Regions from separate parts of the Mus musculus genome. Here all the other regions are linked to region 2. A link is a loop called in an ENCODE intact Hi-C map of the cell type or tissue named here. Cell type or tissue: heart. All regions are shown on one strand. Each heading gives the region's core, and the rest is flanking DNA. Links, peaks and the distances in the headings are about the cores only. Region 1 holds the start of Ptch1 (patched 1). Region 2 has its middle 63 kb from the start of Gm30950. Region 3 holds the start of LOC102632415 (a long non-coding RNA gene).

Region 1 (9,977 bases), core at 1,702-6,701, 430 kb after region 2:
GCTTAGGAGTAAAATACTGTAAGGAATTTGAAAAGACAACGTCTATAGAGCGATGCCATACACACAACCAGCTTCAAATTAAAAACAAAACAAAAACCCAGGCTGACCTTTGAACTCGGGATATCACCCTCAACTTTCGAAAAAACAGCCCAATTTCCAAGAGCATGAAATGTGAAAGCTTAATAGTAGTTCACCCCCTTTCTACCTTATGCTGACAACCAACTATCTTAACAGTCATGCTTCCAGCACGTTACTCGACGTTAAGGTAGTTAGTGTCTTTCCCCTCCCCTGCATGCCTTTTCAGGATTTTTCAGTTCTTCCGAAAGTCAGTCTTTCGAAAAATCACGTGCTCCCTGGTGTTAGAAGTTTTGAATTTCCGAGCTGGCCTAACACCCAGGTCCTCTTCTTTACCCCGTGAACACCCCCAAATGCTTCTACTTGGTCTCTGTTCGCTCAGATTCATCACCCCACTTTAGGAACCACACGAATTCTGCGGGTTTGGGATTCAGGATGGCAAGGCGTCCTAGGGAAGCCCGGAAGGAGACGAGGCTAGAGGGGCGGCAGGCTGGGCAGCGATGAAGGACCGCAACGCGATGGGGGTGGGGGAGACCTCACCCTCCACCGCCAGCCCCAAAAGCCGTGTGCTCCGCCGGTGGCCGCGCGCCCCTGCGCGGCCCCTGTCTAACCGCAGCCGGCGCCGCTGAATGGAAGGGCCGGAACGCAGCCATTGGCTGGCAGCTGAGAAGCCGCGCGTTCATTGGGCAACGCGAGGGGGCCGGGCCGCCTTCAGGAATGTACTACGGCGTGTCCGGCACGTCTGTCCGCGGCGGTAGGGCGCGCACACTGCCCGGGGCCAGGGAAGGTTGTGCGCACTGTGATGAGGGCTGGGGCGTGCTGGCCTCGCGCGCGGACCCTGTTACCTGTGCGTCCGCATCACGAGCAGGCCGAAGACAGGAACGCGCGGGCGCGGACGCGCACTAACGCGGGTGCGCGCATGGGCCTCTCGGTCCAGGTCACGTGGTGGAGTAGGCTCCGCCTTCTCCCCCACTCCTCCCCCCCCTTTCCCTCCATCTGGGTTTCTTTCTTTCCTTTTCTTTCTTCTTTTTTTTTTTTTTTTTTTCTTCAATGAACACACACCGTGTGCATCTTAAAGCCACACTGCCCCATTTCACGGGTTCATTTGACTCCTCACTACTCCGGTTCCTTCTGCAGTTCAAGTCGGAAAAGAAAAATAATAGGACGTAGCAGAATCCCGTGTTTCTGGGTCTGGTGTCTACTGCGGGGAGGAGGAACTTCAAAACTTATTGGAGAATGGAATGTGCTTTCTTAAGTGTTATTTTTTTTTTTTCTTAAAGAGCGTAGTTGTGTAGACAGTTTAATTTGTTGCTGGCTCCAACATTCACTCCCCTCCCCACTACGCATTTTTCTTCTTCTTGTTGTTTGTTGTTGTGAATCCCCTGAATGTCTTGGTGACACTGGACACAATATCAGGACAAATCGTAGCGCTCTATGAACAATTTGTTTAAAATGAATTCCACATCAAAGCCTTTATTCTCTTCTACGTCACGCTATTAAATGTTACAGGGTGTGTATCGAGCTTTATTTTGTTTTAAAGTTTAAAACTGACTTTAAGAATGTGATTAATTAATGAGGATCCAGACGAATTCCAAATATCAGGAAATCTCTCATTTCCATTTCTCTGGCCTGCTGAAAAGATTTGCTTTTTATATATTAAAAATTCAAATAAAATAGCAGACTTGTCTGGAGTCTCCTTATAGACGTTTTCAAATTGGACTGTATTGTGTATTGGAGGGGGGCGATAGAGGAGTGAGAGGGGTTTTTAAAAGGGCTGGCTTTTCCCAACATCCTTGCTCGCCTCTTTAACTTTCCATTTTGTTTATCTTAATACGAGGCGTTGTTCCCTGCGAGAGTCTAAGTCTTGCCTTTGGTTATAAAAGAAAAGAGGAGAAAAAAAAATTGGCACACACTGGCGCACTATCCACCACCCTGTCATTATTGGTGCAGGCCTGGGAATTCAAGCCGGACCTCCCAGTATTTGCTGCAGCTTGAGGCCAAAGTGCCTCTAAAAGGGTTTTCTTTGAGGAATCTCAGAAATTGTTTAAGCGCTTAAAAAAATATATTACCTATCCCTCATGTCTATTGCGAGGCAAATGCTCCTGTACGTGTGAGTGTGTGCGTGTGTATGTGTGTCTGTGTGTGTGTGCGCGCGCGCTCGCAAAAGGCGTCTCGAAAAAGAAGACACTGTTGAAAAGAAAAGAAATAAGAAAGAAAGGAGGGGGGAGCATTCCTTAATGGAAGTATTGCATGCGAGAGGGTTGGCGCTGAGCGAGCGCCCCCCCACCCCCAAGCCTGGGATGCACACACGGGGGTTGCCTACCTGGGTGGTCTCTCTACTTTGGTGAGCTGTTGCTAAGCAGCTAATAATAGTCATGTTTGCTGAGTAATTTCTGCCCTCCAAGAGCCAATCGCGTTGCAGAAACCCAAGCCATCTGACAGCCCCGGGGGCGGGAGTTCCAGCCTTTTTCTCTTTCGCTCGCTCTTTCCCCCTCCACCCCCTCCCCTCCTCCTCCTCTTTCTCCAAATGGAGAGAGTTCTTTTTTTTCTTCTTCCATCTCATCTATTGAGTCAAGGAGCTGCTGCGGCCGCTGCCCGCTGCACACACACAGAGCGGAGTCCCCAGGTCCCGGTAGCGAAAGAAGCGCGCGGCGCGGGGGCAGAATGGTCCAGCGGGTCGGTGAGGAGAACAAGAAAGCAGAGTCCGGGACCGAGCAGCCACCGCGAACCCAGCAGCCAGAGAGCGACCAGCCGTTTCAGAAGCCGCCACCGCCAACTCCAGCCGCAGCCGCAGCAGCACCAGCAGCAGCAGCGGCAGCCCCGGCCCGGCATCGTTGAGACTCGCCGGGTACCGTCGCGTCGCCCGCAGCGGGCGCCGAGGGAGCCGGCGCGAGCGGCGGGGGTCTGCGCGCGCCTTCTGCCGTGAAGGGGTCGCGGCGCGGGGCGGGGACGTCTGGGGGGGACTTGGGGACCGCGAGGCGCGCCCTGGAAGCGCCGGCTCTCGCCTTCCCGCGAGCTGGATGTGGGCAGCGGCGGCCGCAAAGACCTCGGGACTCACGCGCAATGTGGCAATGGAAGGCGCAGGGTCTGAGTCCCCGGCAGCGGCCACGGCCGCAGCACCCGCAGCGCCCGCCGTGTGAGCGGCAGCAGCGGGTCTGTCACCCGGAGCCGGAGTCCCCGGCGGCCAGCAGCGTCCTCGCGAGCCGAGCGCCCAGGCGCGCCCGGAGCCCGCGGCGGCGGCGGCAACATGGCCTCGGCTGGTAACGCCGCCGGGGCCCTGGGCAGGCAGGCCGGCGGCGGGAGGCGCAGACGGACCGGGGGACCGCACCGCGCCGCGCCGGACCGGGACTATCTGCACCGGCCCAGCTACTGCGACGCCGCCTTCGCTCTGGAGCAGATTTCCAAGGTGCACTTCTGTCCCCTCCTCCCTCTTCACTTTTCCCTCTTCTTCCTCCTTGGGATCCCTGCCACACAGACACACACACACACTCCTGAGAAAGCAGCAGACAAGTGAAGGTTGAAAAATTCAAACCCTCCCTCCGGACTTTGGAGGAAAGGGCTGTCTGAGGTCCGCAGGGGGTGGAGGGGTGCCTGTGTGTGTGCGTGCGTGTGTGTGGTGTGTGCGCGCGCACACGCCCTCCCTGGTGTGCCTTTTCCGGAGCTTTGGAAACCGTCCTGAGTGGACCACCTCCAGGGCGGCCGCAATGCGGCACTGCCTTCGGCCCCAGCGCCTTTCTCCCGCGCCCCTGCCCACGGTTGCAGCCTAAAGTTCGGCGTTGCCACATTTCTTAACCTCTTTGAGGGGGAGGCGGAGTGGAGAGAGGCGGAGAGAGACAGAGGGGAGGGAGCCAAAGTAAAGGTGGTTTCCTTTTTTGGCAGCCGGTTCTGCTTTCGTTGAGCTTGAAATCTCTGCTCCCTTAAAAATTATTCTCGGGAGAGGACGTCCCCTCTCTTCCAGGTCTTGGGCCGCCTCTTCTCCCAGCCTGCCGGGGAGGGGGGCAGTTGTAAACAAGTTGCCACCTTAAATCTTCGGTACGGGTGTGCGGAACGGCCGGGTTCATTGTGTTTACGAGGCTGGCTGAAATGTGTGGAATCCGGGGAAGGCAAGCACCTAGCCTGGGGCCCGCAGGGGCCCTGGCCAGCACCCCGGGCTCCGCCGCCCGGAGAGCAGCCTGCGCCCAGCCAGGACCCCCGCCGGCGCCGGCCTGGGCCTCTTCCTTGTGCACTCGGCTATTTTAAAGAGTTCACCAGGAGGGAATGGGAGAGGGAGGAAAGATCCTTGTGGCCGCCCTCTTCCGAGCACAAATAGTGTAAGTTGTAGATGGCTGCCGCATTTCCTAACTGAGCTCCCGCGGTGTCTCCTAAGGCTGTGGAAAAGAGTGTGGACCGAACTCTGGCTGCGGGGCTCACCACGTGGACCTCGCGTACAGCCACACCGGGGCCAGATGGACCACGGTTGCTGTAGATTGTCCCTAAGTGCGCTTGCGCCCTTCACTCGGCCTCCGGGGCACTGGAGGAGGCCACAGGCTGGAGCAGGACTTAGGGAAGGGGGGACGTTTCCTGGGGGTTCTTTAGTGTTGGGCTTCTCGGCTAGGATCACTCAGGCCCTCCCTCCAGGTCCCCGGTACTAAACCATGGCTGCTGGTGGTGGCTTCTCAGTTAGCCTCTCTCCCCAGCACCCCAAGTCTCATTCAGGACTGGCGCTCAGGCCACGCGTGGGGGCGCCCCCTGGTCCCTAGAGTACAGTTCCCACGCTGCAGTCTCACTGATTTACAACCAAGGCCCCCACGCCCCCAGGGCTTCCTCTGGATGGTCCTGGTTCCAGTCCGAGGGAGAGGCATTGCGCCGCGGGCGCCCACGCCCCACACTGCTGTCCAGAGGGGATCCCCGGGCGGGTGTGCGGGGGACAGCGATTCCCCGGCGTTCACTCCTCCCTTCTGCTTCGTCCCCAGGGGAAGGCTACTGGCCGGAAAGCGCCGCTGTGGCTGAGAGCGAAGTTTCAGAGACTCTTATTTAAACTGGGTTGTTACATTCAAAAGAACTGCGGCAAGTTTTTGGTTGTGGGTCTCCTCATATTTGGGGCCTTCGCTGTGGGATTAAAGGCAGCTAATCTCGAGACCAACGTGGAGGAGCTGTGGGTGGAAGGTAAGCGATCAGGCGCCGCTAGCGCGTCCTTCGTCTTCCTTCCCTTTACTGTGTTTGATGAAGATATTTGCCAGCATGCACCTAGAGCCTCCTTGTAGCCAACGAGAAGCCCTTGCCCGCACCAGGGGCGACTGTTTATTGTTTGCATGGCTGGCCAGTAGCCAGGCCCGCCCGACAAAGGCCGCGCTGTAATCTACTCGGGGCGCTGCGCTTTGCTAGGTGTGGTGGGAGAGAGTGGCGGGGGCGCAGAGGCCCTGCGCGGGACGGACCACTCCGCAGAGCCGTGGGGGTGGTCCCCGAAGCTCGCCACAGCTGCCTGCCTGGCTTTGGCCCGGGAGCCGCGGCCCGGGAAAGGCCTCTCTGATCCGGGAGCCTGAGCTCGGCTTCTTTACCCCCACCCCCCACCCACCCACTGTGTCTGCGGTGAAAGGAGAGGGGGGTGGAGGGCAAGGCCACCCCTCTGGCTGCAGGGAGTGTGCGCGCCCCCGGGGCGCGCAGGGGGCGGGCGCCTCGCGGGCCTGCGGAGGCGGCCGCGTGTGTGGTCCTGTTTTTGGACTGCTTTCAACTCTGGGGGAAAAAAACATTTGTCTCAAGGTACCAAAGGGGGGTGGGGGGAGTTGAAAAAAATAGTAAAGCACAAACTGGAACGCATGTTTGCAAAGTAGATTAATGTTTTCTCGCGGGTGGGGGGGCTTTTTAAATGGAATTATTCTTGGGGGTGGTTGCATTTGTTAAGCTTGCAAGTGTGTGTGTATTTTAAAAGAAAGCAAGTTTGATGGGAGGGGCCACGGGAGCTTCCCTCGGTGTGTGTGTGTGTGTGTGTGTGTGTGTGTGTGTGTGTCTTTTATCCAAGTGCCTCGATTTGGAAGGGGAGGGGTTGGGGACCTGCTTTATAAAAGGACTTGTAAATTGAAAATAGGTTTTCCATTTTTCCCCACCCCACCACCGTGGAATCTTTTTGCTCTTTGTGATTTTAGGCTTTCTTTTTTCCTTCGTTCTTTGTTAGTGTCTCAGTTATCTCTTTGAAAAGTACCAACCCCTTGTTTGAAAACATTTTAGCTTCTGGCAAACACTGCTTTGAGCATCAGAGTAGTTGGGCAGATGTTTCAACCCCAAATATTTGGTACATGCCTACTGCAAGCCACCCAGGACAGAATTTTGAAACCAGGGTTAATGAGTAATTTCTTAGGTCACCAGTTTCAGGATGCTCTTGGAAACTAACCTTCCAGAATATTCTGTTACCTTAGCTTTCACTATTTTTGCAAAACTAGTGGTGGAGTATTTAGTTGGAAAGTAACAAAATAATAATCCTAATCTTTAAGAGCAGAGCACATTCCTGCCTTGAGTAGCTTGGTTAATGAATACAAGTGTCTTTTGGATTGATTCCATTAGGTAATTTACCCCACTTTGCTTCCTTGTCATTGGTAGTTCAGAGAATAGTTTTATTGAGCACTGACTATGTCCCTGGCAACAAATTTCCTTAGTATCTCTAGTGTTCCTGACCCTGTGCTAGGCACTGTGATGGAGACATTGCACAGTGCCCTGTGCTTCAGACTACAGGAATTCAATGCATTTTCACTGAGTATAGGCTCCCACTTGAACTGTTTCATGAAAGTTAAATTAGGAGAAAAAAAGGCCTTAGTAGATGTCTTGAGGTAGGCAGGGGTACTGGAGAGACAGGAAGCAAGAGAGTATTGGCGGGAACAGGCCACCCCCTGCAAGGTCCTGGAAAGTTAAGTTAACCAGCAGAACGTAAGGTCCTAGGCACAGAAACTGACCAGCAAGACTATAGAGCAGAAGTTAAGCTAATGGCTCCACAGTTGGCTTTTTCCAGGCTGATGAGCACCATGGCCTTGCAACAGTTTGGTTTTTAGTAGTTGGAGATGCTGTTTCCATAAGTTTTAACAAGCTTACAGAGGTAGTAGAGTTTTCTTAACATTGTTTCAAGAATGATGAAAGACTTAGGTAGAGCGACTCCACCTGTCTAAGTGGAAGATGTTCAGTAAGGAGGACACACCTGAGGCAGACACCCACCCCTACCCACTTCCCCCCTCCTGCTTTTGGTATCTTGATAGTTTGTTTGTTTTCTGCTAATACAGCTATGGAACCTAGGGCACCACCATGTTAGGCAAATCCTCCTTCTCTGAGCTACACCCCAACTCTGGCTAGGCTTAGAGGCCTTAGCTCCTTTCTGCATTGCCATTTTAGTATGGCTCATTGGTTCTTGGGCCTAACACTTTACCTTACAAGTCAATAAAATATCCGTGACTTTAATTTTAGGACATGATGGTATATGAATGTAATATTTCATATAATAGGTGTCTCTCTGTTCAAATGAGAATCATATGATAACTAGGAGTGTGGTCTGCAGGTCCCTTCATGTTCATTTTGCTTTCCATTGATTTAGGTCATTTAGTCTGACACTGCCTTGGCCTCATTCATTCATTCATTCATTCATTCAACTCTTGCCTTCGCAAGAAGCATGTTTCATAAATGTAGTTAAGCGCATCGAGGAGAGCATTTGATATGGTATCAAATTTAGTGTTCAGCAGTCAGAACACCGCGAGTCCCTGCTTTGAGGAATACATGTCTGATGGTTGTGGTGGTCATTGAATTCAAATGAGCAGCAGGCCCTAGCTTAGGTTCCTGCTTCCTCTTTGCTTCAGTCTCTTAGATAATTTCTTCGTCACTGTCATCTGTTACAGGATGCTCTCTTCAGATTCAGGGTGTGATTCCAGGAGCACACACAGACCAGGCAAGGGGAGTCTTACATGTCCCCAGCTAAGCAACAGAAGAAAGGAAAGACTTCCGGTTTAAGGGAAAAGGGAAGCTGGGAAACCGAGGGACGGTTTGGAAAGTTTGATATTCCTCCTGTCAGTCATTAAAAAAAAAAACAAAAAAACAACCTGTGATGAGTTGCCTCTGTGCTTGTGTGTATATGTCTGCACACAAGCTTACTGGGTGTGTTTTATCTTCCAAAATATTTTTAATATAGCCAGGAAAATTAAGGAACATCCTGACGTCCATATCCTGGCCTTGCCTTTCCACAGTTTAACATCCTGAAGAAATGTAGCTTATGAATCATCCATTCACCACAGAATCAAGAATCCATTTCCCTTGCTCCCCTCGTCACAAACACACACCATACATGCATGCCTAAGTGATAACTTTTTTGATCTGTTAAGATGTTGGTATAACGATTGCCTTTCAAGAAACTGACCATTATATGTGAAGTACCGCCACCCTGAGTCTTAGGATGTTTTGTTTTGTTTTGTTTTGCACGATATAGATGTCAACAGAAGTTTACTTGTGAAGGGACAAAAAAAGTTTTGATAAAGACCCTGCTGTAGTTGGGCACCTACTGTCAACAAAAACCCATGATGGCACCAGAAACATAGAAACATGAGTGGTTGTTTCCAAGTGGAAGTATTTGGTCAGTGTGGGTTCTCTGTGCCCAGTCTGCACTAGGCACTGCCCAAACTCCTGAGAAATGTTGATGACGGTCGGTCTGTAGACAAGTCTGTAGGTAGTTAGTTGCCAGGATGTTGGGGAAATCAGTGAAAGCTTCCAGGATGGCCCCAGGCTTGAGAAGGTGGAGGTGAGGGACATTCTAGGCAGAAAAAGGAGGGTGGGTGAAGGCTCAATAGATAATTTGTGGGTGGCCTTCAGTGTTCGCTTTCCAGAGATAGGGTGAATGAAGTGAGGGGCAGGCATCTGGTAGCTCGGAATGTCTCCAGGGATGGGTCCATGGAGAGTGGCTGGGGCCTGCAGGCGATTTCAAGATGCTGTCCTGGGTCTGTGGTTCTGGTACCCTTCCTGATACTGGAAGTGCTTGCATTTGCGTCTCAGGGAACGGATTTATTTATTTACTTTTTTTTAACCTTGCCCATTTTTTTCAGTGGTGTTTCTTTTGGCAGATCTGTCCTTCTGGTCCCCCTAATCGGTTTTTCTTTCGTATCCCACCCCCCATCCCCCTCCAGCTTTCTGTCACAAGTTTGTTGTCAAGGTACTCCTGTGACAGAATCTTCATTTATCTCCCCGAGATAAAAGCTTAGGCGGCCTCTGGCCTCCTTCTCTGAAAAGGGCAACAACCTTGAAATGACTCCATATTGCCTTGGTGTTTGGTTGTTAAGGGCTTTAAGGCAGTATCAGGGAGGAGGATGAAAATTTATTAAAGAGAAATGGAGGATTCTACTTAAAAAAAAAACAGACTCATTTGATGGGCAGTCACACCCTCAGGTCTGCATGTGTGTTTTCTGCATACTTTGCACAGTTAGAACCACCATCCTTCATTTGCTCAGCCTTGGCACTCTAGCCATTTGGATCTGGATAATCCTCCACTGTCAGAGGCTTTACACCCTAGAGGGTGCACATCAGAGCCCGTGGACTCTCCTGACAAGGTGCCAGCATCAAGGATAACCTTCCCAACCTTCCCATTCATTGCTAGATGATGCTCCAGTTGAGAACCACTGAGTTGAACGATGAATGACTGGGTAGAAGACCTGGGCTTTGCAGGTCTAATTGGGCCTGCAGAGGTGCTACTCTGTGTGTGTCTCTGCACAGTTTGATGAACAAGAGGAGGTCATTCCAAGAGCAAATGCACACACAGGAGAGGAGTGAGCAAATTGTTGGTATTCCCTTTGTACTTAGAGAAAAATAAGTGACAAGTGGAAACTACCAATTTGGAAAAAAAAAATAGCAGGTGGTTCAGGTATCCCACACACAGGGCAGTTGGTGGGCTCTGAGCCTATCCCTAT
Region 2 (9,977 bases), core at 2,838-7,837:
TCTTTTGTTGTTTTAACAGTCATGCAGTGTTACTTGGAAGTTTATGCTAGTATCGGAGTGGGGGGCAGCCTTTCTGTAAAGCCAGGCTGGAAGCTGCAGAGAATGAATATGATGACTCTGCCTCATGTCACGTCTGTCTCTTCAAAGATGAAGATGTTATCCCTTTCGCCTAGCAACTATCCACAGCCCAGAGGTGCCTGTGACTCAACCCTGCTCAATCATTTCTCAGGGCTGAAATCAGTGTGTAACAAGACCCAGATCGAACAGTCCCTGTGTGAATTGGGTGCAGCCAAATTAAAAGGACATTCCATCTGTGTGGGTGGTTCTAGGTGTGGACAAAAGACCTAGGAGATGCCTTTGCCAGCACTTTTAGCAGGAAGGCACTTCTTTCCCTACTGTACACACTCCTCAGACCGCATCGTGTCTGTGCTGTGTCTCCACACCCAGACCTGAAGTAAGGGTGTGCCAGGTTTTGTATAGTATATTCTAGTATCATCTCGTATGACGATGTTTTACAATAGTGTTCGATGTGGTAGGGCCTCTGAGGGAAGGAGAATCAGGCAAGCCTTTGACCTAGCTGCTCAGTGGTTCAATGCCTCTTCAGTCTCTCAGACAGGCCCAGGAGTGGTTCAGCTGTCTGTTATCCCTTCCAGATCGGGCTTCCTCCTCCAAGAGACTGGATAAACTCCATTTGAGGAGGAGGCCAAGGAGAGTTTTGGCTATCATATATATATATATATATATATATATATATATATATATATATATATATATATATATATATTTGCCCTGAGTTTTGGGGGGAATCTCCGCCATGGGAGCATCAGAAAGCCAACTCCAGAGCAACACAGGGCTCAGTTCTCAGTGTGGCTTCCTTCCCACCCGGATGTGGTCCCCAGCAGGCTTGTGAGTCCTGTTGATTCAGAGCCCATCAGAAATCCAAAACCTGTAAACACAGGGACAGCAGTCAGTAGAGGGACGTGAGAAACTGGAAAATGAACGGCCAATGCAGGGAGAGAGGCCAGACCCGCCGGTCTGTGGAGAGCGGTTCAATCCTGCTCTCAAACCATATGGCATCCTGAATATGAGCCGGGAACAGGCTGGGAGGTACTTGGCGCCTGACCATGGAAACATAAACGCAAGGCATTTTGTTTCCTTGTGTGTGCTTTTTTTCCTTTTAAATATTTACTTTTTGCATTTTGCCAGGACAGAGTTTCCATCCCATATGCAGAACAGGCTGTTTTTGCAAATGGGGGGCAGGGGTAGGAAAGAGGCAGCTTGACTCCAAGGACTTGTAATAGGATTCTATCGCATCCAAGGGCTGTTTCGCCTCCTTCCCAAGGTGGTGCTGAGCAGAGACCTGCTGCGTGCCTAGTGTTTGGGTCTGGTGGGTTCTGGAATAAAGGGTGAGTGTTATTGCTTCCCCAGAGCCCATTCCACACCCACAGAGCATTCAGGGAGAAAGCTGACAAGCTGGTGGAACATATATAGGCATTCCATGGGTAGCCTCATACCCTCCTAAGTCCCTACAAAGACTGAGGCCATGGACTGTGAGGGAACCATATTGGGGGGGGGGGAGTCAAAGAGAGAGAGACAGAGACAGAGAGAGATACAGAAAGAGATACAGAGAGAGACAGAGACACACAGAGAGACACACAGAGAAATAGATAGAGATACAGAAAGAGAGACATACACACAGAGACACACACAGAGACAGAGATACAGAAAAAGACACACACACACAGAGACACAGAGAAAGACAGAAAGACACACACACACACACACAGAGTTAGACAGACACAGACACAGACACAGACACAGAGTTAGACAGACACAGACACAGACACAGACACACAGAGACTCTCTCTCACTTGGAGGCTACAGATGGGTCATTGATCACAAAGTTTCCATGCCACTGAAGTGAAAGGAGGTATGGGGAGAAAGGTGGCAGTCAGGAGGTTGGGTGGCAGAGGTCTAGCAGCCAAAAGAGAGAATAGGGTTCTGGCTAATTCCCAAATGAAACAGAAATGTACCATATAAAAATAAATAAGTTAGTCCTGGGCCATGAGCCATGTTTGAAGCAAAATAATATAAGCAATCAAATGCTCACTGTCTCTGGTTCTCTCAGGCTTCCAAACATGGAAGTTCTGCTGTGGAGGAGGACAGTGGTTGCACAATGCTGACCACGTGGTTGGAAGGTAGGCTCAGAGCTGGAAAAAAACAGATGATCTGAACTCAATCTGTTCAACCCTGGCATTTCCCCCTCCATTGGCTATGAGGGATGAGGGCTGGAAAAAGCATCCTAATGAGGTCATCTATGAGCCCTTCTATTTGCTCAATATGCCTCCAAAAGATACATCAACTCTAGAGGGGAATGCATATGTAACCATGTAGACAGACACCTGGCCTCAATCTGAGACTGATTCGCTAGGTTTGAGTCAAACCCTAGAGTATCCCTGACGGGTTTCTAGGAGATGTTGATGCTGGTGTGTGGACCACACCTGAGTCGTGTGGTTCTCATGTTTCTACCTGGCATTCCTGTTACATTACTTAATTGGAGTGGCTGGATTCTAGAGTTTCGTATGTGTGTATGTGTGTGTCTGTGTGCACATATAAGGGGAGATGCACGTATATATAGAACGTGTACATGTGGAGACTAGAGATCGATGCTGGTGTTCTCCCTTATTACTCCCTACCTTAGCTTTGGGATCACGGTCTCTCGCTGTTTCAGGTAGGCTGACTGTGGGAATCTGCTTGTCTCCATCTCCCCAGGCACTGGGATTACAGATGCATGCTGCCCCATCAGGTTTGTATGTCAGTGTTGGGGATCTAAACTCGGGTCTTCAAGTTTGTGCTTTAGTTTATCTACTGTCCTAGCCAGGGTTACTACTGCTGTGATAAAATACCATGGGCAAAAGCAACATGGGGAGGAAAGAGTTTGTATGGGCTGGGCCCTCTTCCATGAATCACTAATTAAGAAAATGTCCTGTAGGCTTGCCTATAACCCGATCTTACGGAGATATTTTCTCAACTGAGAATCCCTCCCCTCTGATGTCTCTAGTCTGTGTCAAGTTAATGTTGAACAGGCCAGTACACCTACTTAGCCATTCCCCCTGTTGCTGGAGTAGCTGGATTCTGAGGCCAGGCTCCCACCAAATCACAGTAGTCACGTATCACATCAGCTGAGGTACGACTTGACCTCAGAATCTTTCCTGGCACCGTCCTCTTGGCTAGAGCTGACACACAGTGAACCTTGTCATCTTTGAGTTGGTGGGACCAAAACCCCTAGATTTGACCATAGATGGGCTACTAACTAGGCAGGGACACCTGGCTGTGGATTTTATCCATCTGAGTTTCTGCCCTGTTATGAGAAGGCTAGGTGAGGTCAGTAGTCGTCGGTGGAACAAGCCTTAGAAACGTCATACTAGTCTGCTTGGCTTGCCATAACAAAATGCACGAACACAAAGAATTTAGTTCCCACAGTTCTAGAAAGTGGGAGGTCCAAGGCCAAGGTGCTGGCCAGCGTTCTTCTTGGTGAGAGCCCTCTTCATGGCTTGCAGATGTCTGGCTTCTCACTGTACTAGTCCGGAGACTGGAAGTCCCAGCCCAACCCAACCACAGGTCTAGTCATGTGTCTAGTGCCTTTATATGGAAGGGCACTAATCCCATCATGGAGTCTCCTTCTTGTGACCTACCTCTAAGTATCATTATCACTGCATACTGGGTTAGGGCTCATCACATGTATAGATACCTATTGGCTTTTTTTTTTTTTTTTTTTGCTTTGCTTTGCTTTGCTTTGCTTTGCTTTGTTTTTCAAGACAGGGTTTCTCAGTTTCTCTGTGTAGCCCTGCCTGACCTGGAACTGGCTATGTAGAGAGGGCTAGCCTGAAACTCAGAGATCTGCCTGCCTCTGCCTCCTGAGAACTGAGATTAAAAGAGTATACTGCCACACCTAGCTTATTTGGCTTTTGAAACACAGATGTCTAGGGTCTTCCTTCAGAGACTCTGGTTGGTTCTGCACAGGATCGAGGTGTTCTGTTTCTTGAGTTGTTGGGGGCGAAGATTGATGGCAGGGCTCCTGCTCAGTGAGGGACTGCTTGTGCCTCCAGACTGACGGACCTCTGCCTATCTCTGTGGAACCACTTAGCCTACCTCTCTCTATAACAACTTGTTCTGGACCCAAAGCTCAGGGAGGGGCTTGGGGTTTATTAGCATGTGTGCCCAAACCCAGCATCGAAAGCCAGGCACACAGTAGGCACATCATCAGTGCTTATTGAGGCTCTTACCTTTTAATTTTTCAAAGGTCTTTGAAACATTCAAAATCATCTTTAGGGAGCTTGAGAAGGATCCGTGGGACATGATTGAGGGGAGAGCGGTCCAGCTGATCTGTTTTCACTGTCCAGCAGGCTTCAACAACAGCAGGGACATTTACATTTCCCTCGGCTCTCTGAGCAGCAGAAAGCAAAACAGTTTGCGCTGTGACCAGAAAACGAATATAAACAAGAACAAAGAGCAGAGGCGGCCTTTGAGCACTCCAGCCAGCTGCTTCCTCCATCCTTCCACTGCAGAGCTGGTGAAGGGAGGGGAGACAGAGTTCTTTAGGACTTCACAACCCAGGGGAAGTGGGACACCTTCCTCCCAACCCCGGGGAAGAGTAAGGAAGGCAGGAAAGGGAAGGTGCCGTGGGAGAGTTGGGGCTACACAGAAGGAAGGAAAAAAAAAAGTATTAGGGATGGTGTGGAGCAAATAGGGAAAAATCCCTAGACAAGTCATGAGATGTCGCTACTAACCTGTCAGAGCAGCTGAAACAGAAAGTGGAGACAGACTCAAAACTCTGGCAAGGATGGGAGAAGCCGGATTCTCCTCACAGGTTCCTAGTCCAGGGGGCTCCAGGCTTGCTGACCATTCCGTTTATAATTTTTTTATGTTAGGATTGCACAAGATGGAGCTGTATTCAGTAGAACCATGCCTTGATTTAAAAAAAAAATTAATTCTTAAAAAAAAAAAAAAGGCAAGGGCTTATGTAGCCCAGGCTTAGCTTGAGCTCACCATGCGAGGATAACATTGAACTGCTGATCCTCCCACCTTCACCTCCTGAGTTCTGGACTCAATGTATTCCATTTTATGACGTTCCATGGGTCAAGCACTGAGTTTCTTGCATACTAGGTGGGCACTCTATCAACATGAGCTACACATCCAACCCTGACTTTGTTTATTTAGAGGTAGCATCTCATTTTGTAGCCCTGGCTGGCCTTTAACTCGATATGTAGACCAGGCTGGAGTCCAAGTCACAGAGATACAGACACCTGCCTTTGCCTTCTGAGTGCTGGGATAAAAGGCAAGGGCTATCACACTTGCCCTGACCCTGACTTTTGACTTTTCCATGAGCTAGTACCATGTGAACCAGCGAGCTGGCAAGCTTCCTGTAGTGCACTGTACTTCTGCTGCTCAGTCAGGTGACCTCTGTTGCATTTAGCATTCTGTCTGTCTTGCATGCTGCTTCTGTGTCCTTACCAACACAGTATCTGGGAGGAGACTGTTGGGTTTTTGTTTGTTTGTTTGTTTGTTTGTTTGTTTTTGTTTTTTGTTTTTTTTTTGAGACAGGGTTTCTCTGTATAGCCCCTGCTGTCCTGGAACTCACTTTGTAGACCAGGCTGGCCTCGAACTCAGAAATCCGCCTGCCTCTGCCTCCCGTGTGCTGGGATTAAAGGCGTGTGCCACCATGCCTGGCGAGCCTGGCGTTTCTTTGTCCTTCCCTTTTCTTACTAGCTAACCTAAAGCAGTTTCTCAAGAGTCTTGTGTTTTTGGCGTGCATGTCTGTAATGATTTTGTATTGAAAATGTATTGTATTGTCCTCTCTTGCCTTTGTTAGCCACTTGTGAATATTAAGTTTGAAGGAATGTCTATTCAAACCCTTTGTGTATGAAGTTTCCTCTGAAAGTTAGGCCTAGAATTACCATATGATCCAGAAATGTGGGAAGAACTTAGTTCATTGCCTAGAGCCAATACAAAAGGACAGATAAGGTGGTTTTGAGCTCAGAATCTCAGACCTGAGGAGGCAGAGACTATCAGATCCAGTCCAGGGGAACCTGGGCCGGCCAGCTTAGCCTAAGACCTATGAGAGACCTTTTCTTAAAATAAGTTCCTGAGGAATCACATTCAAGGTTGTCTTCTGGTCTCCATAGTTACATATACATATATGTATCTATATCCCCTCCATATATGCCTGTACACATACACACACACATGAACATATTAATTATTTAATTGGTAGATAGATAAAAATGACTATTGAACAAAGTTTCTGAAAGATGGAGACACTAAATATTCACGTTCCTGAGAGCTTCCCACTCTAAGAGTGGTGCACAGTAGGGTGAAACTGAAGATTCGTGCTTCATGACTTCAGAGATGTTAAGAATGAAAATGTCACCAGTGGGTCATAACCAGGAGTGTTAGTCCTTATGAACTACAGCCTGCATCTTTCATAGCAGCAAAATCACACCCAGGAAGTCAGACATTGATTTAAGAACCTGCAGACTTGGAACTGGGATTAGAACCCAGACCTAAGTTTCTACTTCTTTGTTCTCTTAATACAACTGTGATGGAATGATTTTATTGTAGGACATATTGCACGTAGAAATGATACGTACCAGTTGTATCTTTCCACCTGTGGTCAAAGCACACACATTCATGGTAAATATAACCTCGAACATTCAAATGAGCAGGTCTGAGGATGTAAATATTTTCATGTAGGATGAACAGAGATGTAGATGACTTCGGTATGGAATAAACAGAGACCACCCAAGGAGAGCAAGCAAAGGCTATTTATTCTAAGTTTGCTACAGGGAGGGAGTAGGCCACCAGGGCTTGCATTTGGCAGCTACTCAAAGGCCAGCAGAGAAGTGGAGAAAGTTTACAGTGGAAATGGGGGAGGTTCCAGGTGCTCAGGAGTATAGGCTGCTGGTGATGGGTTGGGAGCCCGCCTGGCTTTCTCTAACTACTCCAAAGCTGGAAGTGAGGGCAAAGTGAGGAAACTTGTCAGTTAGTAACTCAAATCCAGCTGATTTGGGACCGATTGTTACAGAGGTTGTTACTGGAGACAGGGTCTGACTTCCTACAAGTCTGGCTTTCTGGGATGGCTTCTGTAGGCTGTGGACTGGCATCCTGGGCCAGTTACTGCAGACCAGATCCAGCCTCTGTGCTTATTCCTAAGAAAAATGTGCCTACATGTCTCTTTCACTTGCTCTCTACACGTCCCAAGGCCCAGACAGAAAGGAAGTCTGTGCCTGGGTTCCTATCTTCTGTGACATATTCCCTGCCATGCATGGGAAGTATCTCCACAGCCTTCCTTAAGCTCCCACGCCCCCATTCTCTCAATGTTCTGTTTTAAGAGTCAGTTCGGGAAAGGCCTTTCTAGTGTCTTCCTCAATCTCTCAAACCTAGTGTTTGTGGAGGTCTTTTGTTCTCTTGATTGGGTTTATTCCCAGGTGTTTGATTTTATTTATTTTTGTGGCTATTGTGAATGACATTTCCACACCCCTCTCCCGTATTTCTTTTTCATTGTGTTTGAAAAGAGTGTATAAAAAGGCTACTGACATGAGTGTTAATTTCCTTCCACTTTGTTGAAAGTGTTTATCAGCGCTAAAAGTTTGCTGATGGAGTCACTAGGGTCTTATGACAGACTCCTGTCATCTGCAGATGAGAACATTTGGCTTCTTTCCTGCTTGTATCAGTTTTGGAACAGTTTTTAACTGTTCCAGTTAAGACTTCAGACACTACATTGAATACGAGTGGAGCCAGTATTCACTCTTGTCCTGTTCCTGACCTTAAGGGGAAAGCTTTGAGTTTTTCTCTGTCTAGCATGATGTTGGCTGTAGGTTTCTTGTATATAGCCTTTATTATATTGAATGTGCTCCTCTGTCCCTTGTCTCTATGACTTTTATAATGGAGAGGTGTGCCGGTTTGGCCCTCTCAGCTGTCATTCAGCTCCTATTGAACCATGCCTGCCATACCCAGGCTGGCACCCTCACTGTCCTGAGTCCCCTGTTGTTCCCAGGGTGCCCCCATCTTATTCTTTAGATCCCTCTCAGCTACATGTTTCAGCACAGAGCCTGTTTCACCAAGGAGTCTTTTCCTCACAGCTACACATGTGAGGCCAGAGGCCAAAGTTGGGTATCTTCCTCAATTCGTCACCTTAATTTTTGAACCCGGAGCTTGCCAGTTTGGCTAAGATATCTAGGCTGTCTCCAATGAGAAAAGGAGATAGAAACGTGTCAGGGAGTTTTAGGATAAAGGACCCTGGACATGAACATGTTTGATTTTTGTTGTTTTTTTTGTTTGTGTTTGGCTGAAAGTCAGAAATGTTCTGGCCCGGTCAGCAGTTGTGTTCTCACTGAAGGCCAGAGATGCCAGAAGTGTTTAAGCGAAATACCTTTGGTTCCGCTCTGGCCAGAGGCCAGGGATGCCGGAAGGAATCTTGATTTCCTGTTATGGATCTTCTAAATGAACACCTTTGCTTTGAATACACAAGGACAGGATTGGAACTGAGTGGGGACACCTGGACAGTGGTTGGGCCAAATGGACTGATCAGCTGACTGCCTTCCCTAGCCTTACCCCAGGTTTTGCTATCAGTCTTTTAAAGGCCTGCAGGCTGGCAGCTGGATGCCCCATCGATAGGCACTCTGCCTTTTTCCTCCACACTCTCATCGGTCTTTGTTCATAAATTTCATTCATTGAATTCAAGGGACAAAAACCTGGAGGTCACCAGTTCAAGTGAAGTTTTGCATGACGGCGAGGGTCTAGCACCCAAGTGTATGTGTGTGAGTGTGTGTGTGTGCATATAGGGACTAGGGGTCGACCTTAGGCACAGTCCATGTTGATTTTTGAGACAGTCTCTTCCTTGCCAGGGAGACCTAGAGATAGATGCTCTGGCCTTTACATCCTCCATGCTGGGACGCAGGTGCATGTTAACATATGGAGTTTTTTGGTTTTTTCCTACAGGGCTCTGGGATCAAACTTGATAGCATGACAAGCACTTATGAAATAAACCATCTTCCCAGACCTGACACACCCAATACTTCAGGAGGAAAGAACTCTTCAAACTTGGGCTTATTTTCCCAAGTTCGCTTGACCTCTTACCCAATGTACCACGGCAAAGGGGGATGGGAAATGGTCTCATGGGCTAAAACAACAAGCCCCTTTCCTACAGGGCAAAAAATGATTTCCTATGTTTAGAAGAGATTATAACCATGCTGTTTTCCTTTCCTTTCCTCTCCTCTTCTTTTTTTTTTTTTTTTCCAGCTTCCTCCTTATGCAATAAAGGAGACTGGCTCAATTGCAAGTTTCTCTTTCCACTGGGTGGAAGTCCATCTCTTGGAAAGGGACCCTGCTTCGAGGAACACATAAAACTAAGCAGTAAAAGGCAGAACAGCATACAACGCATGCATGCCACCCACAGGCACCTCTGGCTGGCAGGACTCTTTTCAGTCTGGGTCCATCTGCACTGTGATAAGAGCAAAGTGATGTCAGCCTAATTAGCCAGGCTAATGTCTGGCTTCCTGGAGAGAGCTTTTGTGAAATAATTGGCTGCCTTGGGGTTAAAATGCAGTAATTACAGGTTATTTTTTTTAAAAGCTGAATGATATAAACAGCTATTGAATTCTTCAGGCTCCTGAGCCAATCATGGGACAGACTCCTCTTTGTGTCCCACAACTGCCGCGGGTATTTTGACAGGTGATTTCAATATCATGTAGCTATTTATTTATTCTGGTTTGGGGGACATAAACACAAACTTCTTGGGCTACGGTTTACACATTCTACAGCAAAGTGAGAGCCAGGGAGAAGAGTTGCTTCAAACAGCAAGAAGGTCAGCGGATATTTTGGGCTAAGACAGAAATTCCATCCAGTTTTTAAACCAACAAAACTGAATGATGCATGTAGCTAACTTCCTTTTTTTCCAAGTTGTTTGTTTATTTTCT
Region 3 (9,977 bases), core at 3,160-8,159, 420 kb after region 2:
CAGAAGTCCACCAGTGTTTTCTTTTTTGTTTTTTAAGCTACTTACCTATTTATTTATTTACTGTGTGTGTGTGTTGGGGTATGCACATGTAGAGGTAACAGAACTGTAAGCCAGAGTCACCTGTCTCCTTATACTATGTGGAATTCTAGACTCAAGCTCTGGCTATCAGGCATGGCGGTAAGCACCAAAAAATAAATCTTTCCTTCAATGACTGAGTAACATCAGTACAGCGTGGCAATGACTGAGTAACATCAGTACAGCGTGGCAATGACTGAGTAACATCAGTACAGCGTGGCAATGACTGAGCAACATCAGTACAGCGTGGCAATGACTGAGCAACATCAGTACAGCGTGGCAATGACTGAGCAACATCAGTACAGCGTGGCAATGACTGAGCAACATCAGTACAGCGTGGCAATGACTGAGCAACATCAGTACAGCGTGGCAATGACTGAGTAACATCAGTACAGCGTGGCAATGACTGAGTAACATCAGTACAGCGTGGCAATGACTGAGTAACATCAGTACAGCGTGGCAATGACTGAGTAACATTAGTACAGTATGGCAGGTCTAGAGTAGCAGACAGCATGACAGGTATGGCCGTGGCATGGCTGAATCATCTAAAGGAACCTCTTACCTTCATGCTGCTGTTCTTTTATGAAAAGCCTCAAACATACTCGGAGGTGTAATCGTTTTACCATGAGCAATGTGTATACCACACCTAGCTTCTCCCATAGTCATTTCCCTATGTAATTGCTTTAGAGGAAATTAAAACAACAACAACAACAACAATGCTTATGCCCAGGTCTGAGATTCTGCTCTACATCCCTAGGATGTGGAGGGCAATGGTGAATAGTTGGGTTTTTTTTTTTGTCTTTTTTTTTCTTCTTCTTAAACTCCTCAGGTGGTTTGTTTGATGAGCAACCAGCTTTGAAAGCCACTTAGTACTTAGTTAAAGAACTTACTGAAATCAATAAAGATGGTAGATTCATTACAAGACTTGGAGTGTTTGCTGGGCAATGGTGGCACAAGCCTTTAATCCCAGCACTCGGGAGGCAGAGGCAGGTAGATTTCTGAGTTCGAGGCCAGCCTGGTCTACAGAGTGAGGTCCAGGACAGCCAGGGCTACACAGAGAAACCCTGTCTCAAAAAACCAAGCAAGCAAGCAAGCAAGCGACTTGGAGTGTTCTTCTTTCTGAGTTTAAAAAAAAAAAAAGCTCTGCTGAATGGCTAAAGGCTAAATTTTCTTAAACAACCAGCATTCCTAGGGAATGGGTCAGCTTCATGGAAGCATGGATGGTTTTCAGAGAGATGGTGGACCAGTTCTTCAGCACTGCATATCAAGCAGGGCCCAACTGTGGTCTGTTCCAACTCTTCCCTCCAAATGAACTTGTCCTTCAGACCCCATTTTACGTTCTGCTGTGGGCTGAATTCTTCCTCTCACAGGCACATGAAGTCTTAACTATCATTAATTTGGCAGAATGTACTTTCAAAGATGGGGACTGGGCTGGTGAGATGGCTCAGCGGGTAAGAGCACCCGACTGCTCTTCCGAAGGTCCGGAGTTCAAGTCCCAGCAACCACATGGTGGCTCACAACCATCCGTAATGAAATCTGACTGCCTCTTCTGGAGTGTCTGAAGACGGCTACAGTGTACTTACATATAATAAATAAATAAATAAATAAATAAATAAATAAATAAATAAATAAATAAATAAATATTTAAAAAAAAAAAAGATGGGGACTTTGGAAAGGTCAAGTCAAGATGAAGCCATTAGTTTATCCCTTATGATATCCTTTTAAGAAGGACACACACAGGCTGGGCGTGGTGGTGCATGTCTTTAATCCTAGCACTTGGGAGGCAGAGGCAGGCGGATTTCTGAGTTCGAGGCCAGCCTGGTCTACAGAGTGAGTTCCAGGACAGCCAGGGCTACAGAGAAACCCTGTCTAAAAACCCCAAAAAAAAAAAGAAGAAGAAGAAGAAGAAGAAGAAGAAGGACACACACACACACACACCCACTGGAGGACACAGGACCAGATTCCATGCTTAGATCTTCCTTTTCTTTCTGAGATAGGCTCTCTTGTATCTTGGGCTTTTCTTGAACTCTTTATGTATTAGAGGATGACCCTGAACCACGGCTGATCCTCCTGTCCCTGGAATTACAAGTGTGTGTCACTAGACTCAGTTGATGCTGTACTGTATATCAGACCCAGGCTTTGAGCACACTAGGCAAGTAAGCACCCACCACACTCTACTAAGCCACATGCCCAGCCCGACTAGCTTCTTCTTGCTGAAATCACCATGGATTTTTTTTTGGGGGGGAGGGGTTGTTTGGTTGTTTGGTTGCACACTGCAGACACCTCTCCAGCTTTCTCTTCCTCAGCACTGAGGTTCCCTGGAGCCTTTGGTTTATGGCACCCCAGGATCTACTCTGCTCCTCCCCTCCTTTCCAAGCTGTTTGTCTCGGTTTTTCTATTCACACCACACCATTGCTTTGTCTGTTGGAAATCTTATTTTCCTTCTTTTTGTTCTTGCTGTTTAAACAATTCTCTTGATTCTTTCAATGCATCTTTTGGTAATTCGGTTGGTCATTTCCTCTGACTCGGGGTTGTAACAAACACATTCACCTCTGAACATTCCTTATCTACCCCTTTGGTCCTCAAAGCCTTCATTCTACCCATTGGCTTAGCTGCTTGTGACTATCTTTTTCACAGGGGAGAGGCTGCTCTGAGGGTTGGGGGAAGTCACTGTAAAGTTGGGATCTGTGCATAGAGCAAGAATGCTTCCCAGAAAGCTTGTGAGGACCTGTCTGATGAATCAAAGGATGGCCACACCCAAAGTGTGGCCAGTATGGTACACTTGCCAACTCCGGGCAAGAGTGGCATCTATCCTGATGTGGGCAAGTGTCCACTTTAGGGGCATGTTATTTACCTGAAAGCTTTCCAGGTGTTAGAGCATGGATGACCAAGGGATAGAAGTGCTTAGGCCACAAGGGCATGTGCACTTGTGCACATGTGGATGTGTGTGTATAGGACAGCAACGTCTCAATTAGCCAAAATATTCAGAAAGACAGGCAGAGGTTTGATCATGCCTCTGTGTGGTCTGTTTCGACACCTGCTTCAAAAGTCTTTCTTCTCCGATGCCTTCAGTCTCCATCTGGCCCCTCCCTAGGATCTCCACTTTGGAAGTTATTCTTTCTGGGTATGTTCTAACAAACGAAGTTGACCTGTACAGCCTAGTAGCTCATCAGCCATTAACCCCCATGCCAGTTGCTTATCAGTCCAGACAAGCCTGATTTGAGTTGAGCTGAGCTGGCTGGTAGCTGTCAGTCATTAACACTTCCATGCCAAATGGGTTGTCAGACTGGGTGGCTCTGATGCTGGCTTTCTGGAAGGGATAGGACATAAGCAATGATAGAATTCTGAAGTAGTCATTTGAGGAGAAAGGCCCCTTTGCTGGGGTCTCAGAAAACACCAAAAGTGAATCCAAAGGGAAGAGCAGAGCAGGTAGCTCTAGAAGGGGCTGCTTGTGGGTTGATCTACCCCTTCCCCAGTTTTTTCTTCCAGCACCAAAGGCTTGCTTCTTCCTGTTTTGCTATGTTATCCTTGCTCATGGTCAAGTATTTGCACTGGAAACAGTTTTCCCCGATTTTAAGGTAGGAGACTAAAATGGGAACACATAGGTTTCAGTTATAGGGATGATGGACTTGTGTTTTTCCCCAAGGCCACAAACTCTGTGTGGCTGTGTCTTGCCTTCCACTCCCAATGGAGATGCTTTGCTGGAAGGTCAGGAGTGTCCCTCAGTGCCCAGGCCTCTTCCAACTCCCTGTGCTGCATTCTGTATTTGGAAATTGAGCTCCAAAGAAGCCTCCAGCATCATACAAAGCACACTCGAGTGTTTGTTCTTAAGCCTTAAGCAAACCTAAAAGGAGCAAGCATCCAGAAGCATTACAAGTGAGGGTCTTCATTTTCACCCCCCCCCAGAAACACCAACTGCATACCCTCCCCCCCCCCCAGAATTTTTCCACCAAGTTAGCAGAGCTGACAGCTTTTTACTAGGGCCATCCAAAGGTCCCTTGGCATAGCTTTTTATTTTTCTTACCTCCTTTTTCTTTCATATTCTAGATACTTCTATTTGGAGATGTAGCTAGTTCTTCTGCAGTCCACTGGCTTGCAGATGAAGAGGGAGAGGCTTCGATATCTTGTGGAGGAAGGGTTCCTCCCCCCTCCCCCATTTCTTTTTTCTTCCTTGCTCCCTTCCTTCTTCCTTTCTGCACCCCCATTTGACTCCTTTCTCTCCTCCTTCTTTTTCTTTCCCTCCCCATCTCTTTCTTCCCTCTCCCACCTTTCCTTCCTTTTTCCTCTAATTTGTTTTCAGTCTCCCTCCCCTTTTCTTTTTTCCTTCTTCCTTCCTTCTCCCCTTTCTTCTCTCTCTCTCTCTCTCTCTCTCTCTCTCTCTCTCTCTCTCTCTCTCTCTCTCTCTCTGTCTCTCTCCCTTCCTCCCTCCCTCCCTCCCTCCCTCCCTCCATTTCCCTGTCTACCTCCCTCCCTTCCCCACTCCCTTTCATTCTTTCTTTTCTTCAGTTATGACTCAGAATCCAGTGTTTGGCTAACACTCATTTTAGTAGTTCATTTTGACTAAAGCCGGTTGGCACGAAACCTATTCCTAGACCAACCTAATTCACAGGTTTGTCCAGCATTCCGAAGCTTAATTACTCAAAGCTCTTCAAGTGCAAACATTCTGGGAACTCAAATGACCCTATTAAAAATATCATCTCGTGGGGAGGGATAAATGGTAACTCCCAGGATTATTATTATTTAATAATTTGTGGGCTTGGGCATGTCCCCACACACATCTAATCAGTCAGCTCGAATGAAGAGCCCACAGGCTGGTTTTGGGGGCTGGGGTGTGGCTAAATGGTGGAGGTTTGCCTAACTAACATACAAAGGTTGGCCAGGTGGCTCTGCTGGAAGACCAGCTAGTGAATTCTTGATAAGTTGTCACCTTGACCCCTTACCTTCCCTTGATCTCCTTGCCTTCCCATCTATAGTTCATCTTTACAAACGCTATCTTCCAGCTGTGTGTGAAACACAGTGTACTGAGTAGTTTAATAGATACATGCTGCTCTAACCTGAACCGGCCCTTGTAATTCAAGGGGAGAGGCCCAGCACGACCCACCAGCACCTCCATCCCAAACCAATCACCGGAGGTTGCCTGGTACAGGAAGGCAGCGTGGGTGGGATCATTTGGGTGGTATCCCCCAAAAACCACAGTAATTGGAGGGGAAAGGAAGCAAATATCAATTATGATCCCTCAGCCAGTTTCCCAGTTTGGATTCCAAGGAGCCCCGCCTTCGTGTCTTCAGAAGTAGTGGCTTCCCTGGACAGACAACAACAACAATAACAACAAAACAACAACAACAACAAAACAACAAAATCCCCACTCCCAAACCCAGTACTCAAATAGGTCTATCCAAGGAACCCTCTATGATGATAAGCCCACGACCCTGCTGTGGGCCTGGAGTTTATTAGCTGGACCACTGATAGCCTCTTCTGGCAATGTGAGCTGGGGAAGAGTAAGGTGCTGTCTTTTGGAAGCCCTAGGGGCGCCCCCACCTCCTTTGAAGCTGTGGAAGATGCTAAAATGCACTTCCTCGCTCGCTCAGCACATCCTCCTCCCCAAACCAGGATTCTGGAACCACCGCCAAAAGGAAGGCAGCTACTCTGAGAGGGGAGCGCCTGCTGGCGACCGAGAGGGCCCCAGGGACCCCCCGCACTGCAGCCGCGGGGGGCGCTCAGGGGGCGGCCAGAGCTCGCTAGGGCTCGCCAGGCCGGGCGCCTCCCAGGACGGCTGGGAGGGCAGCCTGTTTACCCAGGAGGGCTGCGCTGATAGCACGTTCCTCCAGTTTACTTTGCCTTCCTTGGGTTTATTGTAAAGGGGTAAAGTTTTCGGATCCGTCACGTGACCCTGACAGGTCCTGCCTATGGCGCGGCAGACCACCCACGCCGAGGGCCATGGACCTGCTTAATAGAAACAGGCTTGTAATTGTGAGTCCGCGCCGCACTCCGCCGAAAGCCTGCGGCGGCCCCGCGCGCCGGGGTTTTTACACTTTCCGTTCCTTTTGTAAAGACGGAGGAGGAGGAGAAGACGAAGACGAAGACGGGGGGGGGGGGAAAAGAGAAGGCGACAGGGCAGACAAAGAGACCCGCGGCGACAGGGCCTGGGGGAGAAGAAGAGAGACAGGGAGAAGAGAGAGCCACGCAGCACCAGCCAAGGGGGGCCCCGGGAAATTAATAAAAGGAATTGATGTGAACCTCACGGTCAGCGTCCGCGCCATCGGCAGCTGCGCTCCGGCCAGGGGCTGAGGCCGGCTATGGTGAGTGCGCCGTGTCTCCGGGGACGCCCCTCGCCTAGCCCCGACCCAACACCCGGGCTGGTGAGAAGGGCGGGCGGCGGGGTGGATGCGGCTCCGGGGTGCAGAATAGGGGGCCGTGATAACACGCTCGCTTGTAGCTCGCACGCCGGGACCCCTGCCCCCAAGCCGACTCGGCAGGGAGGAAAGCCGGCTGCGGCGCGCTGGGGGAACAGCTCCGGGGGGGATTTCCCACGGAGGGGGTCGCCTGGGATTCCATTTGCACGCTTGAAAGGGTCGCCACCTTGGCTTCCGCTCTTTGAGCCGGGTGGTGGCTACTGCCTGGCGGGCACAGGCAGCGCGGTTGATGGAAAGGCTAGTGGCGAGAATGACAGCGCCGGGGGGAGGGCAGGGGCTGCTCAAGGGTACGCGCGCGCGCCGCAGACGCTTTTCTGGGCGCAGGGGACGCCAGCTGGAGGGGACCCACGCACCCACACACAGAGCTGGCAGCGGCATGCGCAGACACCTGGCTGAACGCAACACCTAGATTGGAGAGATGCGCCTTCTCAAAGGCGCGGACTCCTCCCTGCTGCGGTTGGTAGGGAGAAAAGAGGCCAAGGGCGCTTTGAGTTCACCGCCCGGCTTGGGTAGAGGAGAGGGGTGTGTGCTGACTCTTGCGCCTACGGAATCGGGCACTCTGGTGCCTGCCACCCATTAAAGAGGTGGGCGGGTGGAGCAATGCCCAGAGCGCTGTGTGCGGCCTCAGGGGAACCTCGAAGTGGGTCTCACTGACCCAGACCCTCATGGAATGAGTTGGTCCCAACTCAGGGACCCCCCTGTTCCCAAATACTGCTTTCGGTGACACGTGGTATGTCTGTCTTCATGTATGGAAGTCCACGTTTAAAATGCCTAATGTGTTTCTGATGTATTTGTCACATAAGAACCACCACAAGGAGTTTTGTCGGGGAATGACACCAGAGACTCGAGTTGTCTTAGACCAGGGTGAGACGATCTTTCCTTTTTATCCTTCCTCTCTTGGCACTAGGCAGAAATAATGACGACCCTTACTGGGTGCCTCTAAATAGTTAATAATTGGACTACTGAGGTCTTGTGGGTGCCTCTAAATAGTTAATAATTGGACCACTGAGGTCTTGTACTACAATAGTCATTTTTCATCCTTCTGTGTGTGTTCAGATTTTTTTTCTTCTTCTTCTTGGCTCCAGTACTTCAACATGCAATTAGTTGCCTCCACAGAGCAAGACAATGCTTTTTGGTGTCATCCTTTGTTACTGTAACTTATTATTTCTGGGTGGTTCTTCAGAATACATTGTTGCCTCAGGTGCATTGTGTCCTGTGTTGTAAAACAAGGGCCCTTCCATTGTGAATGTGTGTGTTCCAGTTGTCACCCAGAGTCCTTCTACCAGGCAATAAAATGCCTTTGAATCCATGGTCTTTTAAAATTAAAATGTTGAACTAAGGTGACACCAATAGACTTTGCCATCTTAATACACCAATTCTCATTTTGAGCATTGGCCTTATTTTTAAACTCATTGTGCAAAGTGTATTTAATTTCTGGTTATAGATTTTTGTCATAATCTGACAAGCTGTTTGAACAGGAGTTAGCACCATTTGGAACTGTTTTGTGAAAAGAGACTGTTTAACAGATTGCTTTGGATTGTCTACAGATAAGGAATTTGTAAGATAAATATGGATTAAAATGCCCACCTTCCCTGTTCTGCCTCCGCCCCATACACATACCTTTTATTTTCTACAGCCTTTGCCACAGTGTATAATGCCCCATTGAGATGTGTAGGCGTGATGTGTAAACCGGATTAGGAGTATGAAAGAAAGACACACAATGAGCTGGAATTGTTTTACTTCCCTTTCATTTCTCATGCCTATATCTCTAATAAATTTGCTCCAGCAGTGGGTCAAAGGGATCATGTTGCTCAGATTCTTTTTCACCCAGGACCAAAGACAGGGAAAGACAGGGAACATTGAAATGCACTGTGTGTGGGGTTTTTTTGTTGTTGTTGTTTTTGTTTTTTGCCAGAGTCAGAGCAGGGTACAGATATAATAGACACAGAGAGGTATGGAAGGGAAAAATGCCTGGGATCTGAGTGTCTCAAGAACACATCTCTATCCATTAAGAGTGGGACAATGTAGCGAAGGAGATATTTAGAGAAGAGGGGCGGGGACTGGGTATAGGGGTCCATATTGATCTTTCTGACAAGTTCATTGAGGGCTCTGCAGTTTGATGACATTCTTAGCAAAAGAATATCAGTAGCTTTTGGTACTGCAAAAAGCTAATTCTTCAAGAATTTAAACCTGCAGAGATTGACTCAGGCATTTCTGGGACCTTCTGCAGGGCACCTCCTCTTGGCTGCCCTCCCCACCCCCAGCTCACTGTAAGCTCCTGGGTCTGTGCTGTGGACCTCTCATTTACTCCTTTGTGGAGTTGGGAGCAGCTTCCCATTAAAGGAGATCAGAGGTAATTAGCAGCATTATTTTGACAAGTTGGCTAGGGCAGTTCCCCTTCCTTCAGCCTGGGGGGGGTAGTGGTGTTGGGGGGGGGGGTTAGTAAGGACAGGAAACTGGAAGTGGAGAGATGTGAAGAGAGTCAAGCCCAGTGGTTTTACATGATTGAGTTTCTGAATCTTTCCTTACCTCCTCCCTGAAACCTTTTTAGGCTCATTTTTTTTGCCTTCTCCTTGCACAGTCTGTATAAATCACAGGTTGCCAATGAGCAAATAAAACATTGGTCTCTACGAAGAAAATGGGGTAAGATGGTGGCAGATTGGCTTAAGATTTAACTCTTATCCAAGCTGCCTTAGAGTTGCCCAGGCCCTATCCTATCACTCCTGTCCTGTATCCGGGGCTACCCATCCATATGTAGAACACTACATCCCCACCTCCACCATCTTTCTGCTACCTTTGTAATATCCATACACAAAGCATCACACCCACTTCCTCTCTATATCCCCTCCTTGCAATAAAAATACTGTAGAATTTAGTATCATATTTGCAATTCTTTGAATTTCTGAAAGGCTGCTGAACTTAATGGGGGGGGGAACTTTATGACTAAGCCTAGGGTCAAATGGCTGGAACATCTTTACCTCTATATGCTGCAGAAATGAGCTACATGATAAAGGATCTTAAAGACTCTTAGAGTTCTGAGAAGTCAGTGAAAAGTTAAACCTCAACATGTTTGGCACTAATAATTTCAAACCATTGGAACATCCTAACTCAAAGGACAGATGCTTTATCTCAAGTGTCATCCTAGCACTTGGACAATCTGATGTCATTTCTGAGTTGTGTGTGGTAGGGCTATGGATATCTGAAGCACTGAACAGAGAGGAGAGGAGACAGCGAGGGAATCCAGAACATTGAAGGAATCTGTCCTGGGTCATGATGGGAAGAAAAATGACAGTTTATATTTTCTATTGAACTTCCTTTGGAAGAGTGGATGGTCACTCAGCTCTGGCTTCACAGAGACTGGCAGCTCCTGCTGGTCAAGGCCCTAAGCTCTCCGTTATTTGGGGAGCCACCAGGCAGAAAGACCCTCAAAGGGACTGTATTGCCAGACACCTTAGCAGGCCTGTCTCCTCCACTCTGCCTCTCAGGTCT

Evidence for each region. A loop is a pair of places that touch in the nucleus more often than their neighbours do. Peaks named below come from ENCODE experiments on the same cell type or tissue, not always from the same donor. Only the 100,000 strongest peaks of a DNase experiment are listed, where the experiment ranks them.
Region 1: a loop joins it to region 2, with 3 times the contacts of the local background. A loop is called at or near these places in 4 of 42 quality-filtered maps.
Region 3: it touches region 2 in a loop (3-fold over the local background); 4 of 42 quality-filtered maps call a loop at or near these places.

What each region holds. Positions count from the first base shown.
Region 1 is chr13:63,558,866-63,568,842 of GRCm38, reverse strand. It overlaps Ptch1 (patched 1), which reads left to right and starts at 3,108. Exons shown (of 24, transcript NM_008957.3): 1 at 3,108-3,481; 2 at 5,028-5,220. The coding sequence starts at 3,323. RefSeq lists enhancers at 1-61, 2,370-2,549, 5,632-6,000. In heart, for the core only: no CTCF peak of the experiment used is centred there; DNase peaks (open chromatin) are centred at 2,462, 3,902, 4,752, 5,432 and 1 weaker place; H3K4me3 peaks cover 5,000 bases; H3K27ac peaks cover 5,000 bases.
Region 2 is chr13:63,985,362-63,995,338 of GRCm38, reverse strand. No RefSeq gene overlaps it. Among named protein-coding and RNA genes, the nearest start is that of Gm30950, 63 kb to the right of the region's middle. In heart, for the core only: a CTCF peak has its summit at 4,777; no DNase peak of the experiment used is centred there; H3K27ac peaks cover 1,255 bases.
Region 3 is chr13:63,569,489-63,579,465 of GRCm38, reverse strand. LOC102632415 (a long non-coding RNA gene) reads right to left here and starts at 3,983. Exons shown (of 8, transcript XR_873593.2): 1 at 2,930-3,983. It also overlaps a transcript of Ptch1 not described here. RefSeq lists an enhancer at 9,623-9,977. In heart, for the core only: a CTCF peak has its summit at 5,760; DNase peaks (open chromatin) are centred at 5,865, 6,755 and 6,825; H3K4me3 peaks cover 2,646 bases; H3K27ac peaks cover 1,845 bases; H3K27me3 peaks cover 2,319 bases.